Linked DNA regions of Homo sapiens: region 2 is linked to region 1. Evidence: read pairs that join two places in POLR2A ChIA-PET (ENCODE). Cell type or tissue: PC-3. All regions are shown on one strand. Links, peaks and the distances in the headings refer to the core of each region. The heading gives the core; the rest is flanking DNA.

The links. Peaks named below come from ENCODE experiments on the same cell type or tissue, not always from the same donor. Only the 100,000 strongest peaks of a DNase experiment are listed, where the experiment ranks them.
Region 2: POLR2A ChIA-PET joins it to region 1 with 5 read pairs; 3 of 35 experiments call an interaction of 5 or more read pairs at or near these places.

What each region holds. Positions count from the first base shown.
Region 1 is chr2:152,520,886-152,530,220 of GRCh38, forward strand. FMNL2 (formin like 2) reads left to right here. Exons shown (of 26, transcript NM_052905.4): 2 at 1,058-1,141. Among named protein-coding and RNA genes, the nearest start is that of FMNL2, 190 kb to the left of the region's middle. In PC-3, for the core only: no CTCF peak of the experiment used is centred there; a DNase peak (open chromatin) is centred at 4,616; H3K4me3 peaks cover 923 bases; H3K27ac peaks cover 1,726 bases.
Region 2 is chr2:152,723,323-152,732,657 of GRCh38, forward strand. The region is part of intron 2 of ARL6IP6 (ARF like GTPase 6 interacting protein 6); the gene reads left to right. Among named protein-coding and RNA genes, the nearest start is that of ARL6IP6, 9.4 kb to the left of the region's middle. In PC-3, for the core only: no CTCF peak of the experiment used is centred there; no DNase peak of the experiment used is centred there.

The DNA.
Region 1 (9,335 bases), core at 2,472-7,471:
CTAGGAGCTTGAGTATTAAAAGTTCAAGACCTTTGCATTTGTCTGCTTGAATATTGACCCAGATAAGGGACTACATTGTTTATTTAGGAATAGGTGTGACTTAGAGTGCTGATGCCAGGGGATAGACAGGATGATAAATAGGTATAATACTTTAATTGACTACTTAGCTCAGTTGTTTAGCACATGAGAACTTTGGGGAGGCCAAAAGAATAGATCTGAATTCTTTCTGAGGCTCTCTTACTCTGCCATGGTCTTTTGCCAAAGACCTCACTTTGCATCCAAACCTAGTATCTTAAAAATGTGTATGATTGGTCATTTGGGACATTAGATTCATGACATGTGAAAGTACCTGGGAAAAAATCCATGACCAGCACTACAGAAGGTGTGCTGTGTTAAGAGGAGGGTTTATACGAGTGCTGATGTCTGGACATCTCTTTTGCCTCATGATTAATTTCCTACTGCAAACTCACCTTCATAAACCAATATAGCTCAACTGAGAATTGTGGTTATTAATGTTGACATAAATGTTAACATATGTCCTCAAGGAATACTGTCATCTCACAGAGGGGACAAAAAATAGTTGCATTGTTGTCTTTTTTTTTTTTAATTCTTTTCCTCATAGTTGTTTATCAAAGTGAGTATAATTTGAATCTATCAGTGATTCTGATCATTGTGTTCTCTTTTGGTGTTTTCTGTTTTGTGTCTGGTGGGGCTACAGTGCTTTACAAAGAAATTGGATACCTTGTGACCTTTTTGTTGAGTAGAAAGGGAGTCTGCCAAAGCGACAAGGCATCACCTTTGCTAAAATGCAAGTCTGATTGTTCAAAGCAGATCATCTCACATGTCCCACCATAGAACTTCAGAATTTCCCGCCTCTCATCTAACCGATTTGATGTTTAAGTGACTTCTGTGGGTGTTTTGGTTTAATCAGATACTAGGAATTGAGAGAAAGTCATGAAAAAACCATAGTGGTATTATTTGGTCTGCCTGCAAGTTACCAATTTGGAAGCCTGCTGTGGAATGTGACATCTTTTCTCTCTTTATTTTTTTTAAACAGAATGCTATGAACCTACCTCCTGACAAAGCCAGGTTACTGCGGCAGTATGATAATGAGAAAAAATGGGAACTGATTTGTGATCAGGTAAGAAACAGTGACACTTTCTTTTATGAAAAAAGTAATGAAAGAAGAGATCCAGTGTGAATTTTATGGTATGTCAATATCATGATTGAAAAACAAGATATTTGCTTCTGCGACAGAGATAGGAAAAAAGAAGAGAACTTCAGAGAAATAACAATATGTTTGTGTGGATCTTCTTTGGATCCCAGTTTGAACAAGCTAATTATTAAAAAGACTTCTTGAGAAAATTGGGAATATTTGATTAGTGACTGAGATGCTTCCAAGAAATTATTGTTGATTTTGTTTGATCGTAAAGTACATAGAATAATACTGGGCACATAGTAGGTGCCTCTAAACTTGTGTGGCTGCCTCTGTTGCTGCTGAAGGGCCCAGATATTAAATATTGTGACTGTTACTGTTTTTATTTTCAACTTGTCCTTAAAAGATTCAGAGAAAGTTATATCAAGTTGATATGGTTTGGCTGTGTCCCCACTCAAATCTCATCTTGAATTCCCACATGTTATGAGAGGAACCCGGTGGGAGGTAATTGAATTATGGGGGCAGGTCTTTCCTATGCTGTTCTTGTGGTAGTGAGTAAGTCTCATGAGATCTGATGGTTATCATAAGGGGGCGTTTCCCTGCACAAACTCTTTGCTCTTTTCTGCCTCCATATGAGACATGCCTTTCACCTTCCGCCATGATTGTGAGGCTTCCCCAGCCACATGGAACTGTGAGTTCTCCATTAAATATCTTTCCTTTGAAAATTGCCCAGTCTCAGGTATGTCTTTATCAGCAGTGCAAAAACAGACTAATAGACAAATATATCATTATCTGTTATCCAAACATACTTTATGGTTTGAATAGCTGTTATATGATGCTGTCAGAAAAAGCCTCAGCTATAGATTTCCAGTCTAAAAATATTACTACCAACCTTATTTGTGAAGCCTTAAAATTATGACTGTGGGGTGGTGTTGATATCCAACATACAGGACACCCCCGGGCCCCAATGCCGTGTGCACGCAAATATTAATACAAATATTAATTTTACTTCTTGGATACAAATATTAATTTTACTTAAGCATATAGCATGGATATAGTATATGTTATTTAGGATACATGTTAACAGGAAAGGTACACAAAGTGATAGATAATGTTAAAGAAATTGATTTCCAAAAGAAACTATATAAATAAGAGTGTGAGGACTTATGGAGAAATTATTTCAGGTTTCAGTTTCATGAAAAATTACCATATGGACATGGTGAATCATGGAACTGGTCATTGTTTTCCTTGGCTGCTAAGATGCTCAGAGACAGATTTGTGGCCTGAGCCACAAATTTGGTATAAATGCTTATAAGAGACCATTTATACCAACTACACAGTACTTCAATGACATGTGTTTTACCAACCTCATCCATGGCTTCATCTCATTATTCCTGCCTGCATTTTCCCTCCACACTGATATCCTCACTGAAAAAAACTTACATGAAGTTGTAAACTTTTGTAAATTATCATTTTGAACAAGATATATTTAAATATATCAGCATTACTGGTGAACAAAGATTATTCTTGCATTGATAACTAAACTGAAATGTTCTCTATGCTATAGGCATTGTACAAATTAGTGCATTGAATCTGTTCTGCTTCTCTCTAAGGAAGCAAATATGGAGTGTCACAATAAATGCTTTCTCATGACTTGACTTTATCATGAAGTGGCCGTTCATTATTTAATTTGGGGCATCCATTTTTTCATACTTCTGTATGATTGCATTAGTCTATCACTTTGTTTTGTAAGTATTTATTTAAGTGTGTCTCCCTCAAGAGTAAGTTCCTTTAGGATATGGGCCTCTAACAACTTGCTTAGTGCTTGAAACGTGCTTATTGAAAACATGTTGAATGAAAGAAATAATGGCTAATATGGAAGACAGTGGAGAGGAAGCTTGCATTATTGGCAGAGAGGGCAGAAGGGAAAAAGCAGTTGAAAGAGGTGGCCTGGAAGACTAAGCAGAAGTTTGCTGTTTCCATATCCTTCTCACCTTCCTCTACCTGTCAGTGTGGTTTGCTTTTGGTAAAGGAAAGCAATTCACTGCTCATTTTTAGGAATTACTTTAAAGAGAGAAGGATAACATTTTTAAATGTAATAATTCAGTGGTACTAAATACATTCATGTTGAAGATAAATATTTCTTAATATGACAGATGCTGATAGGAATAGAGAATAAATTCCAGAAATTCTGTCCCAAATTTAACCAAATTAAGATTAAATCCCAAAGAGCTTTCTATAGTAACAATATTGCAGAAATGCCTCTTGGTCCTTTCCTGACTCATTGCATAAATACAAAGATGACCTGAGCTTCTAGTGGGTCTCAAAGGTGAAAGTAACATGGGAGACGTGTCTAACTAATTCTGGAGGGAGTGGGGCTACGGAAGCCACGGAACAGAGACATCTGTGCTGGATTTTGGGTGCAGTGAGGTGTATCCCAGCGTACCCATTTCTGTGTTATAGTAGGTGAACAGAGTTCCCATGAAGACATTATTAATTTAAGGACTCTGTGGGGACACAGAGGCAAATTTTGTAGTGTGAGCGTAGAAAGCTAGAAATGTCAGGTTTCTTTGATAACTGCAAATAAAACCCCTGAAGCTACTTAGCTGTAAGAGCTCTTTCAGTGGCATTTACACTTATGGAAAGAGAGAAAGCCCCTTAATCTCACTTGTGCCTCAGTTTTTGGTGCAGACCCTGTGCTGCACGTTTTGGTTTTGGAGCTTTGGCCATTTCCCGTAAGTTTAGAACTCTTAGCACAGTGGGTACTGTGGATAAATGCTGGTTTAGGGGGTTTAGAGATCCTGGATGAATTTAGACTTTTAGATCATTTATATCTAGAAGGGCTGTTAGAGACCATTTATCCCAAGCCACTCTGACTTTACTTTTTCTATTGAAAAAGTTAACACATGCTTGTCCAAGAAAGCTTGTGGAGGAGCATGTGGAGTGAAGTGCGCGTCCCTTCGCCTTTCCTATCTGTTTCCCAAGCCCCTTATTTTATAGATGATGAAACTGAGGTTCATAGAGCCTAAATGAGTAGGCCAATGCCAAGGTCACCCAGATAGTGAAACGAGAACATCTGTTTCCAAACTCTACTCACAAGCTTTTTCATTTGTTGCCTGTTATACCAGGGATCTGGAAACAAGCCATTGAAGCAAAAATTATAGTAGGTAAGGGTTTCTTACCGAAGTTTTGTGTGTGGCTGCTCAAATGATTTAGGGGGTGCCTACAGAACTTACAGGTTGTGGATTCATAACTGTGCCCCTGCTGGATGATCAAGTGGAAGTGGTTAGTCAAAGAATTCAGGACATTGGAGATGACTAATGCAGATGGGTGTAGATTCCACCAACATATAATCCAGTCCAGAAGCTGTTAGAGGTGCCATCCCTATGCTGGGTTATAAAAGCTTCCTTCTGTGTTTGCTGTTGCTGAGGGTGTGATTGGTTATTTTCTGTGGTGATTTGGCATGAGTGGACCTTGCCTCCTGATAGCTGGCTGTTGCTTTGCATAGTAGCCTTGGGGCAAGGGCCCAACGGAAGGGTGAGACATGGAAAATCTCCCCTTTCTTTACTTATATAAAGCGATGGAGAGAAGCAGATTAAAAAACAAAACAAAAGATGAGCGTGAAGAGGTAGCAGGAAATTGTAGCCACTTAGACTCAGCTTCCTGTGCGAAGCGTTTCAGGGAGGTCAGACTGCATCTCTCCAGGCTTGGCATGGGTCCTGATCTAGGGAAGGGGAAGCCCTCTGCTGCCACTCAGCCGGAGCAGAGTCAGGCCAGTGGCACTAAGAAGCCTCATTACTCTCATTGTGAGAGGTGATCTCTTGTCTTTTTCAACACAGCTGACCCATACCATATACATGTATTTAATCATTAAGAATATAATTTTTTTTAAACCCTTTACTTGTGGTCAAATACTATTTCTTTAAAAAAGAAGGGCAGGTTTTTTACTGGAGAACGTGCATCAATATTTAAGCCAATTTGCCATTGGAATTAAATTTTCTAAAACATTAAAGAGCAAATATATCTCCATGGTTTTTAGTGTTGGTTATTTTTTTTGAAAGTGTTCATGTTTTTGTGAGCCAGTTAAAGCTCTTTCCTGCCTAGTAAACAAGTACTACAGAATCCTGATAAATTAGTTCCTGTGGGCCATTCCAGGTAAGGAGGACTTGTCCTTGGAGCACCAGGGGTGCTAAATGAGTAGTGACAGTGGTGGCATTTTTATAGCCTATTTTGATGTTGGTGGCTGCTATGTTAGAGTCATTTGAGCAAGCATAGGAAGAGCAGAGACAGTGGTGAAGAAGCTGAAGGAAAAGATGGTGATGCCAGCAATAACCTTTCCCTGGCCCTTTCCCTCCTTTTTGCTCCTAGACTTCAGACTTAGTCTGCCTTTTAGCCCTGTTTCCCAAGTTCCAGGCTTTGATTCTACATTTAGCTATGCTCACTCCTTTCTGGCTTCTCACTCCCAGCTGTTGGGATAGCAGACAGCCATTTCTCCCTCTCCTTCTCCTCCCTTCCTTCTATCCTCTGGCTAACTGACATGCTTCCTGTACTTAATATGTTAAATTGGTTATATTTTTATCAAGTTTACAATACTGTGGTATGATTAAATGCTATTTTAAAATTATTAGGTTTTTGCGATCTGTTTAATTCTTTTCAAATTTTGTCTTTTGACCCTTAGTTTTCTCTTATCATTTTGATATCCAGTCTTCCCCCTCTATACATTCATTCTTTTGATTGTGCATTAGTCAGATTTTTTGTTTGGTATTTGTTTTCTAGTTCATCTTTTTTTTAAAAAAATCGGTATGCACCTTATAAAATTTTTCTCTTGTATTCAAATAAGGTCATCACAATTAAAACGAATAGTAATTTCTTAATATCTCCTGTTGTCCAGTTTATTGTTCTCAATTTTCCTTAAGATGTTCTTCCTATCTAGTTTGCTCAAATGATAATCTGGTACAGGATCAGTCACATATTGTATCTGGCCATGTATTCCTTAAATTACTTTAAACTGGAGTAGACTTTTGTTTATGATGCTCATGTGGTGAATATAGTAGGCAAGCCCTCTTGTAGAAAGTTTTGTTTTCTGCACTTACCTGTTTCCTAGGGGTGCCTTAGCTCCTGAGTTTCCTGTTAACTAGAAGTTAGACTTGAAGTCATTACAGATTGATGTTGAACATCTTTGTGAAGAATATCATAGAAAAATAATGTCTGGTTGTCCCATCATTAAATAAGTTTGGCCAGTGACAACTTGATGGCCCCATTGTGTAACTGTTTTCCCCTTGTGCTGGAGAGAATTCTGTTTGGTGTCACTTTGTCACCATATATACGTCCAGTTACCTATCAACCTTGTACCTAATGGGTTTGAAACCAATTGATAATCTTTTGTTGAATCAGTTTCATTACAAACTGGAAAAAGATTATTTTCTAATCTCTCTTTCCTTCTATTAATACAGTAAACTAGTAACTAGAGCTTTCAACTGGGACTTGGTTTATCCTGGAATATAATTATTCCTGGAATTTTTCCCCTCAATTGCCATTTTTTTAAGTAAGAATTTGGATTAATAGATACCTCATAAGATGACCAGTGGGTTTTCTGTGGTCTCCTTTTTTGAATATCACTACGAACTCATGAATTTTCATGGGTTCATCATGTTTCAATCAATGTGATATTATTTTTGAGGCTCATATGATCACTTCTTTGATCTATGGGAATCCCTTGGTGCTGGTTCTTGTGTCCTTTTCACATGACCCTCTTAATCCTTGAGAGCTTGTTTTATGGTATGAAACATATCTTCTTTGTATCTTAACTTGTATCTTCTTTGCCCAGGCCCAGGATAAATCATTTCTCCAATGATCCCTTTTCTTTTTAGTGGGAGGTAGTATTAGAGATGAGGAAGTGCATGCAAAAGGTTTTTATAGCTGCTGAGTGAATTTGCTTCTCAGTGTAAGTTTCTAGACCTTGAAAATACAGGTCCAGAATTTATGGATTCAATATTTTCAAATCAATTTTCATTAATTTTCTTAATCTCTTTGATTTTATAGTTACCTTTCTTTTACAATGAAATGTTTGATTCCTAACAGTAATATAATTATTTACCTTTTTCTATCATATAAAAACTTTCAAAACAAATATGAGTATCATTACTACCTAAAACATTACTAAGTAAATTACTGACTGTAGTATAAGGTTTTTTGTAGTTTTCTGTGCACCAAATGATAGGGTAACGAATAGATGCTATCTTAGCGTCCTACGGCTGCCATAACAAATTACTGCACATTTGGTGGCTTACAATAACAGAAATGTGTTCTCTCATAGACCTGGAGACCAGAAGTCTGAAATCAGGCTGTTGACTGGGCCTTGTTCCCTCCCAAGGCCCTAAAGGAGATTTCTTCCTTTCCTCTCTTTCCTTCTGGTGTCTCTGGGCATTCTTTGGCTTGTGGCTGTGTAAATCCAATCTCTGCCTCCATCCTTACCTGGCCTTCTCCTCGTCTCTGTGTCTTTTCTTGTCTTTTATAAGAACAGTTACTGGATTTAGGGCCTACATGGATAATCTGAGATGATCACATCTTGAGATCCTTAACTTCATGGCATCTGCAAACACCCTTTTTTCCACAAATGGTTATACTCACTGGTGGTTGGGGGAGGAGGTTAGGACATGGCCATATCTTTTGGGGGCCACCATTCAACCCACTACAGACACTAAGATGTATAATGATTCACATAGTAAGGTTTTAATTTACATAATCAGGTTGGATATTGTTGGCCATTGGGGGTCAAATTCTACACAATCAGGGACCCAGGTGAGGCTATTTTCAACACACAGCTTCCCCTTCACCCTGGGAGTCATCTCTTTCCAGTCAAAGGGAGAAAGAACATGCAAATGCACACCTGGGAAGTCTGTGGGCCAGGCCTGGAATTGGCACATATCACCTGCACTCTTACTTGTTGACAAGGACCTGCAAAAAAGGATGAGAAACGGAGACTAGCTGAGCACCCACGGGGAGAAGAAAATGTTTGTTAAACAACGACTGCTAGTCTCTGCCACGATTACCAATTTTGATAGTCTTATAGTTCATTTGTTTTAGGTTGTATTCAGTATTAAAACTTGCCCTTATGTATTCATTAATTTATTCATTGACTAGGCATTTAGTTTTATAGGTGAGGGAAAGGAAAGAGTGAGGTGAGACATGGAGTGTGGATCTGAGTTTTCCTTATAAGTCAAGGAAAAGGCTCCAAATGGTTGGTAGTACCAATTTGTTTGTCCCGAGTTCCAGCAATGTACCAGACAAGAATTGGCTGTGGGACGAGGTTATTTTTCCCACACCTCAGAAGAAAAAGAAAGGCATTTTGTATCTTTGCTACTTTCTGCTTGAGATTTCGAAGGGACTCTTCATTTTCTTGAGCTCTCCAAACCTGAGAAAAGGCACTGAATTAATTGCTGTTGAAAAGAAGTCAAGTTTCTTTTCATTTCCTTCCTAAAAGCAGTTTCCTTTCCTTTAAGACTCACTCCAGGTCTCTGATTCTTTGATTCTGAAACACTGGAAAAGCAATCAAATAGCAGATGCCAACTCTTTGTATGTTGAGCTTTTGGAGTTTTGGAAAGTTGGGTCTGAACCTAGAAGTGAATTTACATTACGTCTTTCCTCTTCTAGAGGTTTCCTTTGGCCTATAGCTTTCACATGGGAGAGAAAAATGCTGGCCTACCCTACAGAGATTGGAGTCAGGGGAGAGAAAAAGGGAGAAAGGTAGTGAAAAGAGGAGAGGAAACAATTATCCCTTTTAAAACCATCCTTTTTGGTGGCTTGATAGAAATACTCTGTCAGAAATGCTGTTTGGTATTCGTTGCCAGAGCTAGACATCAAGGGCTTAGTCTCGTTTGAAATGTTTAGGCTTTAGAAGGAGCAAGATAAGTGGGGAAGGAAAAAAAAGAAAAGAAACTTTTAGGCTGTATTTTGCCAAAATGTATATCACAGTGCCTGCCTTCCTGCCTAGCAATACAAATGGAATTATAGATCCCCCACTCCCACCCCACCTTTTAAAAATGACTTAATTGCCTGAGCTGGCTTAGACTACGTGGTTGTCTTGTTTAAAGTAAAGTTTATCATATGAATGACTTTTATAAACTTGAGGACACTGAGGTTGATCTTTGACTATCTTTTAGAAAATCATTGCTAAGCA
Region 2 (9,335 bases), core at 2,921-7,920, 200 kb after region 1:
TTTTATTATATTTCACTATTTATTTTGCCCTGTTTATTAGGAACCTCGTAGCCAAATGTAATAATGTTTGATTGTTTTGTATATTACTCTTTATTTCTTGGCATACTTATTATTGCCCACACATGCTATTATCTTAATATTTCCGTGACTCATATTTAAAATTTACTGCAAATTTCCTCATTCTTTGTTTGAAAGTAGGTTGGTTTTTAGAAAAAGCAACGTGAGCACAGTAACTGCTCTACCATGAAAGAGTTCTCTTTCTTTTTCTAGACAGACTGACAAAAATTTTGTACACTGCAGAATTTAATTGCAATTTAATCCTAGTCCAAGATTGGCATGGCAGTCAGTAAGAACAGATTATAGCAGCAATTCTCATTTTGGTATGGGTAACAATCACTTGGGGACTTGCTTTTTTAAAAGCACCTGTAGATTTTGTTTTGGCCATCATGATTTCGTGATACAGAACATTAGAAGTGTTAAAAAAAGTCCAAGAGAAAGGATGTGTGGGAGGTGGCCCATTCTCTTAAAAAGACACAAGTTGAGTAAAACTCAGTTTCATCCTTACAATGAAAATTGATTGAAACTCTGAACTTGAACTTTTTAGCCAGTGTGTGGACTTTATAATTTGAACCTATACTCTATTAAGAAAGTGTTACAGTGCTATCTGTGGCTGGGTGGGGTAGCTCTAATATTTCATCTAAAAAGTCACAAATATCCTATTCTATAGCACAATTTTTGTAAAATTGTCTTACCTATTTGTATTATTCAAGAAATGATGACTAAGGCCAAAAAAAAAAAAAAAAAAGAGAGAAAGCCAAAAAGGACTGGAAGGATATAATCAAAATGTTAGTTTATCTGGGTTTCCGAATTGATTGGTTGTATTTATTATTTTTATTTTCTACAATGTATAAGTGTAACTTGCAATAAGAAAAACTTTAAGGGAAAGCACAAATTTAAGTTTAGAGAATAATGTTTCAGTAATTAACAATAACACCATTTATTGCACTTTTACAATATGCCAAAAGCCATTAATTTGTGTGTTATTTCCTCTAGTATTCTCAACTACACTGTATCCATCAATGTTATTTTCTTCTAAACCAAAACTCAAGAAAGTATGTATTATAATTTTTATACCATAGATAGTCTAGGTAGTATAGCAAGGCAGAAAAAGAATGGGTTATCAGCAAGAATTAGCCATGTGCAGCTAAATTATTAGTCATGAAATTATTACAGGACTCTTCTTAACACATAAAAGCAGTAATAAGAACCAGACATTAGGACCCCTAAATCTCAATAAATTGAGTTGACATTGTGTGGTACTCTGTAGTCCAACTTTGGTGGTTGGGAGGGACGTTTCTTAGGCTAATGAAGTCAAAAGTTAGCTGGCATCAGAATCACCTGAAAGATAAATTTTGCTGCTCTTCACATGGTGCAGAATATCTGACTCAGTAGTGTGAGATGGAGCCCAAGAATTTTCATTTTTGACAAGTTTTGAGTTGATGCTCTGCATGCTGCTAGTTAGGGGGCTATATATACTTTGAACACCACTGGCCTAGTAGTTCCCAAACCTGACATAAAAAAAAAAGCAAAAAAACGAAGACCCTGGAGATTTTCTTTTTTTGCTTTTACGGAATCTTAGACCCTATAATTATCTACTGAATCGAAGTAACTTAATTGGCTGTATGTGTCAGTGTACACTGTACAATCAGGGCTCATTGGACCATTTTTCATTTCTGAATTATTTCGAGCAGTTCTGTTTGTAAGGATTGAAATTTCATGACTTATTCTTTCTTAGGGATCTTCAAAAGAATAAAGAAAACTGAGCTATATTTCTCATAAAGTTTATTTGATCTTGAAATTACCACATTGGTCTATTGGACATTTTTTAATTTTGAAATACGTTTTGGGATTTTAGTGGTCACATATTGTTCTTTCTCAAAACATTCTCCTATTTCATTATTTTAGTATTACTCATCAATTCTCAACTATGGTCGAAAGAATAAAATAATTATGATGGAATTAGGATTCCAGTAAGACTTTCCTAAGACTTTAAGTATTTTTTTCATCTTTTATGAGGTCTGCATCCTAATTTATTTGATACTGTTTGTAAGTGGACAGATGCTAAGGGCAGATGTGTATACAAAGGTGATTTGGAAAAAAAAATGCAAAAAAGAATTATTGGGTTGACCATTTGAATTGTTTGTAATCTAAAAATGAAAATATGTTACAAATTATGGAGCAAAGAAGATTGTTGTCCTCTTTTCGTCAAAATAAGCCATGAAAGGCTTAAAAATTCCTTCAAACATTGTGTTTTAATGACGCAAGTGCAAAAAAAAAAAGCAGGAATAATGACAAGCTGTAACCAATTTGAGATGTATCTGAAATCTGGAAGTGGTATTTACAAGATGGATATGTTGTAGATTCATACATGAAGTTAGTAAGCAATTATTTGCACTCAGGTCGTGCCCATTTTTGGTGTACATGACTTTAGGGAAACTGGGAATTGAAATTCGGATTTGCTGTATTTATTTCTTATGAAAATTTTTAACAAAGTTTTTTTCCTGCTGTCTTTTTGCTCTCTAAATTATTCTTCAAGTGTCATGAAAATAAAGGAAATAAAAAAGCCTCTTTGGACTTATATGATAAAAATATTGATGACTGTTTTCCCTGTTATACTGAAGATTACAAGCTTCAGAGGAGAATATAAATTTAACAGGATTGCCCATGAATTAATTGTTTAAAGCTGGATGATGGGTATATGAGTTTTATATACTTCTCTCAACTTTTTCCTGTGTTTGAAATGATCTGTAATAAAAGTGTTGGGTTTTTTTTTTAATTTTCCCATGTGAATCTAATGATTTACCAATGTTGGGAACTACAGGTGTTATTTATTTTTGAAATTTCAGTCACTTAATCTGTCAGAGGATCACCTTCCTCATCTGTTTCAACAGAAAGATGTAGAAATGCTACAGTCTGGGTTGCAGGTGGTCGGGCGATTGGGTGAAGGCCTTAACCAGTGTAACTGCTATAGCTACCATGCACTCTGCACCCACTATGCTCATGTTGCATTGGCAGGAGAGGAGAGAGCACTTTCCTCTGCTCCTGCACTTGGCTTTGACGTGTAAAGAGACACTTTGCTCTAGGGATTTAAAGACTTGAGCTATCTATAGAATGTGATTTAGAGAGGATACCAAATTATTTAAAATAATGGTCATCCTCTCAAGTTAGAAAACTATAGAATCTAATAAAGTTGAGAACATTTGCTTACATAAACATTTAAAAATTGATGGTTAGTTTCATGCATATGATACATCTAAGTTTTATTAGTAGCCAGCTGGTAATAGTTTTTACAACTTTTAAAGTTAGCTAAGTACAGCCATACACCACATACCATTTTGGTCAACAGTGGTCTGCATATATGCCTGTATGATGGTGGTCCCATAAGATTACAGTGGAGCTGAAAAATTCCTATTTAGTGGCATTGCAACTGTCCTAACTTGGTAGTACAATATATTGCTCACATGTTGGTGTTGATGCTGGTATAAACCAACCTATTACCAATCTAGTTTTATATAACCTTCCAGTCATAAAAAAAAATACAGCACAATTACGTGCAGTACATAACATAATTCTTGATAAACAATTATGTTACTGGTTTATGTATTTACTATGCTTCTTATTGTTTTAGATTATATTACTTCTGCTTAAAAAAAGTTGACTGTAAAACAGCCTCAGGCAGGTCCTTCAGGAGGTATCCCAGAAGAAGGCATTGTTGTCATAGGAGATGACAGTTTCATGCATGTTGTTGCCCTTGAAGACCTTTCAGTGGAAAAAGATGTGACAGTGAAAAACAGTGATATTACCTTGACCCTATGTAGGCCTAGGCTAATGTGTGTGTGTCTTAGATTTCAACAAAGAAGTTTAAAAACTAAAAAATTAGAAATAGAAGCTTATAGAGTAATGGTATAAAGAAAAAACATTTTTGCACAGCTGTACAGTGTCCTTTTGTTTTAAACTGTTAGTAGAAAAGGGTAAAGTTAAATTTTAAAATTTATAAAGTAAGAAAGTTACAGTAAGCTAAGGTTAATTTATTAATGAAGAGAAAAATTTTTTAATTTAGCGTAACCTAAGTGTACAGTGTTTATAATAGTCTATTGTAGTGGACAGTAGTGTCCTTGGCCTTCACCTTCACTCATCAGTCACTCGCTCACTGATTGACCCAGAGCAACTCTTTGTCCTGTAAGCTCCATTCATTGTAAGTACCCTATACAGGTGTACCATATTTTATCTTTTACACTGTATTTTTACTGTACCTTTTCTATATTTAAGTATGTTCAGATACACAAGTACTTATTGTTGTATTACAGTCGCGTGCAGTATTTGGTATAGTAACATGCCGCACAGGTCTGTAGCATTGGAATAATAGGATATAACTGTATAGCTCATAGGTGTGTAGTAGGCTATATACCTAGGTTTTTGTAAGTACGCTCTTGTGATGTACAAACAACAACGAAATCACCTAATGATGCATTTCTCAGAACATATCCCTGTCATCAGTGTATGATTGTATTGTATTTTCATTGTTAGTATCATAAAATGCATTAGTTACGTAAGTAATTTAATCTCACCAGGAAAGATTCCAACAATTAAAGCAAAGGCTTTCACCGATCTACCTGTGTGTCTTTTTACATCTTTTTCTCTTTGTTTACATATGTATAGTCATTTAAAATACATGTTTTTTTCACTGTTATAGGAAAAATATAATTGGAATCATGTATATTTTGCAGCCTTGTTAAAGTGCCTTTTGGAGTATATTCTGTATTAGTATACATAGGTCTACCTCATTTTTTCATGACTGCATTGTATTTCATAATATAAGTATACCAGTTTATTTAAACATTTCAAATGTCAGAATCTCTTACCCAGGACTTGGAAATTACTAGTATACAGTCACGTTTAATCCCATTGTTTACTTATGAAGTTTTATGAAGTGTGTGCAATTGATTGCCTAACACTTATTTAATAGGAAACCTTTCCCTAGTATAGGAACCATGAGAGTTTTGTTTTTTTCTGGTGTATTCTGATTATATATAATATGTGTAAATTGGTGCCTCTGTGTCTGACTTCATAAAACTTCTTGAAAGTTGCCTCATCCCCGTAAGCTAAAACTGTTAAACAAAATGAAAATATTTAGAGCATATAACAGCCTCTTTTGCTGGAAGGTTTTATAGAAATAAAGTTGCCAGCATATTTTTAGAAGAGTAACTGCTCCCTGACACCAGAATGGCTTATTTTGAAAAATAAGCCAAAACAAATATACCCTTAGATAGGTGTCTATAATATTCCAGCAAAGGGATTGGGATAGGAAATTCCTACCCATCCCTGTTTTTGCTTTGGATGAAAACAGTCTTAAGAGGTTTCAATTGATGGAAAAGATTAGTATACATCATTTCATTGGCCAGACGTGGTGGCGTCTGACTGAAATCCCAGAACTTTGAGAGCCCCAGGCAGGCGGATCATGAGGTCAAGAGATCAAGACCAGCCTGGCCAACATGGTGAAACCTCGTCTCTACTAAAAGTACAGAAATTAGCTGAATGTGGTGGTGCACACCTGTAGTCCAGCTACTCTGGAGGCTGAGGCAGGAGAACTGCTTGAACCTGGGAGGCGGAGGTTGCAGTGAGCCGAGATTGCGCCACTGCACTCAGCCTGGCAACACAGCAAGATTCCTTCTCAAAAAAAAAAAAAAAAATTAATATACATCACTTTGGCTGGGCACAGTTGCTCACGCCTGTAATCCCAGAACTTTGGGAGGCTGAGGCGGGTGGAACATGAAGTCAGGAGTTCAAGACCAGCCTAGTCAAGATGGTGAAACCCTGTGTCTACTAAAAATACAAGAATTAGCTGGGTGTGGTGGCAGGCGCCTGTAATCCCAGCTACTTGGGAGGCTGTGCCAGAGAATTGCTTGAACCTGGGAGGTGGAGGTTGCCTGGGTGGCAGAGCCAGACTTTGTCTGTGTGTGTGTGTGTGTGTGTGTGTGTACACACATATATGCACACACATCATTTCATCAACTGATGAATATTGAGCTGTAGAGAAGAACGAAGGATGTGTGTATTTATTTAAAAGCCTGCAACCTTTGGTAGCAGTTATTCTGGAAATTTGTAACATCTATGTCCTTGTACAACTGTACCCTTAAATACAAGAATGTTCCTTGGAGCATTGTTTGTAATAGAGAAAAGCTAGAATTAAAAAAAAACACACACACAACAGAACTGTGGCTGTGGGTGCTGATAGGAAAGGTCTCCAGAATATGTGAAAAAAGCAAAATGCAGAACCATTTTTCTGGTGAGAATCTCACTTGTGGAAAATAAGCTGAGAAGATATATATACGTTTTATATATAACTAGCTTTATATATGTACCTGTATTACCTAGATATGTATATAATTTTTGGAAAGATGCACACCAGACTCTTAGCTGATCACTTTTAGGAATGAAATTGGCAAACTGAGGAAGGAAGAATTTCATTTAATATGCTTTCATTTTTATATTCTTTTTAAAGTTGTTAATTCTTTCTAAGGGCTTATAAAACATCAAAATTTTAGCATGAGGATTCTGCAGGTACTGACTTGTAAAAAATTTAGTTGTTGGGGAGTTACCATTTTCTGTGGCTTTTCTGCTTATTTGCAAATGAATTAGGTAATTTCCCGAATCATAAACACTTCTAGACCACAATATTGCAATGTACTTTTTTTACCCCTATCATTGTGACCTGACTTACCCATGATGCAGCTTCTGATTAGTTTAAAATGAACATAAAATAATAAAAATGCTCAATGCGAAGTAAGTACTTAGATTGTGGAATAGTAATTTTGGAAAAACTCAAGAATATTCTTGTATTAAATTTGACAGGTACCCTATTAAAGCACTCAAGTGAAAAAGTTCAACAGGCTTTAGAAAGCCTCACATTTGATTATTTTTATGTTACTTTGTGTCTTTCCTCACTTATCTAGAAGTTTCATCGTTCTATAGCAGTCCCCAAACACTTTATTTTTCTTAACTATCATCTTTGTTCTGGAGAAGTATGTTAAACTTTGAGTAAACTTGTCAATTATTTTCTCCCCTCTTTAGACATAGTCATCTAAATAATAGCAAATAACAGCTATTTGGCAGTATAGCAACCCCTAAGTTGTAGTTGTAGACTAAATCTTATAATTTTTTTTTTTTACCCTCTATCCTGATAGATTGGTAGGAAGGTTATTCTAAGGTTCTGTTCACCCAATTCCAGGTTGGGTTGAGGTGCTAGAGGTGGATACTGTGCCAGGATATTGGGGTGAAGGTGCAGACTAATCCTCAAGACATTTGCTATAGTGAGTATTGAAGTATCTTTTATTGTGGTCAGGATGGTGTTTCAGATGTGGCAACTTCCAGCCACATGACCATGTGGTGTTTCTATGCCAGGCTTAGGGCAGAGGCATCTGCAGGCTTGGCTCTGTACTTACCTACCAAGATACTGTACACAGCTATACTCCCTGTGTGGTTTTGCATGGGCTTTTCTAGATGCTTTTGTCAGGAAGCCCCAGTAGCACTACTCCCTTTCCCCATTTACACACATAAGTGCAAACATGCATACAACCTACTTTATTTAAACTAAGGAAATCTTTCTCACTTGTCGATAAGCCCCTCACTCTCTCCCTGTTCCACACAAACATTTTATCTGTACTCCAATCAACTCATTGTCTTTGCTGTGCATTCAAGACATATTGTGTTTATCCACACTCCTATCCCTGATTATATCTGTACACTGGTTTCTGTAAATATTGTGCAATGTAAAGTAGAAAAACAGGCTATTTCTTCTTTCTGCTTTGCCACATCCCTCTTCTGGAGAAATGAACACAGAGCCCATTAGCTCTTTAACAGGTGGGAGATGGGAGGAGGGAACTATCAGGAGATATAATTTACCACACTTTCTATTAATAATTCTTCTGAGTCTGTACTTTAACAGTTTTTTCAGTCTGTTACTGAGCTTCACAAGATTTACAAACAGTCCATTGCATGTACTTTTTACCTGCTTCTTGCTAAAATAAGACTGGTGGATAATTTGTATAGTCAGGAAATTTGATAATTCGTAAGTCATCTGCTAGGGTTCTCAACTCTTCCTGTATTCTTGAGGCATGGAACACACTCTCAGAAACCTGTTTTAAAGACGCAGTTTAAAAATGAGTCCACAAAGATTCTGATACGACCTCCTTGCTGCTCCTCTGTTCAAAAAGTACTACCTGACTGAATTTTTTTATTTTTTACAAATTTACTTAGTTCTATTTTGAATAGGTAGAATAGTCATATGGGTCAAAATTCAAAAAGTGTAAAAGAGTATAGACTGAAAAGGCTTACTCTTTTCTCCCAACCACTCTTTCCTCCCTCCTCAGAGAACCAATGTTAAATTCTTACATCCTTCCAGAAATTTTTTAAAATATCTAAGTACAATATACATTTCTTCATATATACAACATATGTATATATGTATGTGTATAATACATATTTTCCCCTTATTTATACAAATGCATAGAGCTGTTCTGAACTTTCAGTTTTTCAGCTCACCAGTATATTTTCAGGATCTTTCCATATCAGTACCTAAAGAGCTTCCTCATTCATTTTTATAGCTGCATAGTATTCTATTGTATGGATGTACTTAATTAACCAATCCTTTACCTTCATTACTGATAATTTAGGTTGTTTTCAATCTATGTTATTATGAACAAAGCTACAGAGAACAATCTTGTATATACATCATTTTATACAGGTTTGTATAATATACAAAGGTATATATATATAAAATTGTATATTATAATATACAGAGATATATTGTCCTAAAGACATATAAAGTTACTGGAGTAAAGAACATATATGTGCATCATTTTAACAGATACTGCCAAACTGCTCTCCATAGAAATTAAAACAATTTACTCTCCAAAACAGCCATGCATGAAGAGTTTCTGTTTATTCACAGCCTCAGCATCAGAGAATGTTATCCAACTTTTTGATTTTTGTCAGTTGATGAAAAAATGATACCTAATTTCTCTGATTATTAATGGTATTGAATTGAGCATCTGTTCATGTTTTAACATTTGTAGTTTTTATTCTGCAATTGCATTTAACTTTATATTTGGATTTTGGATTGCTGGTCTTTTTTTTTATTGGCTTCTAGGAATTATCTGTATTAGCAGGAAATTTTCCCTTATGCTGTAAGTTGCAAAGGTATGTTTTATTTAAAAATTTTTTGTCATTCAATTTGACATTTTATTTTGCTATGCATATATAGTAATATGTGTGTT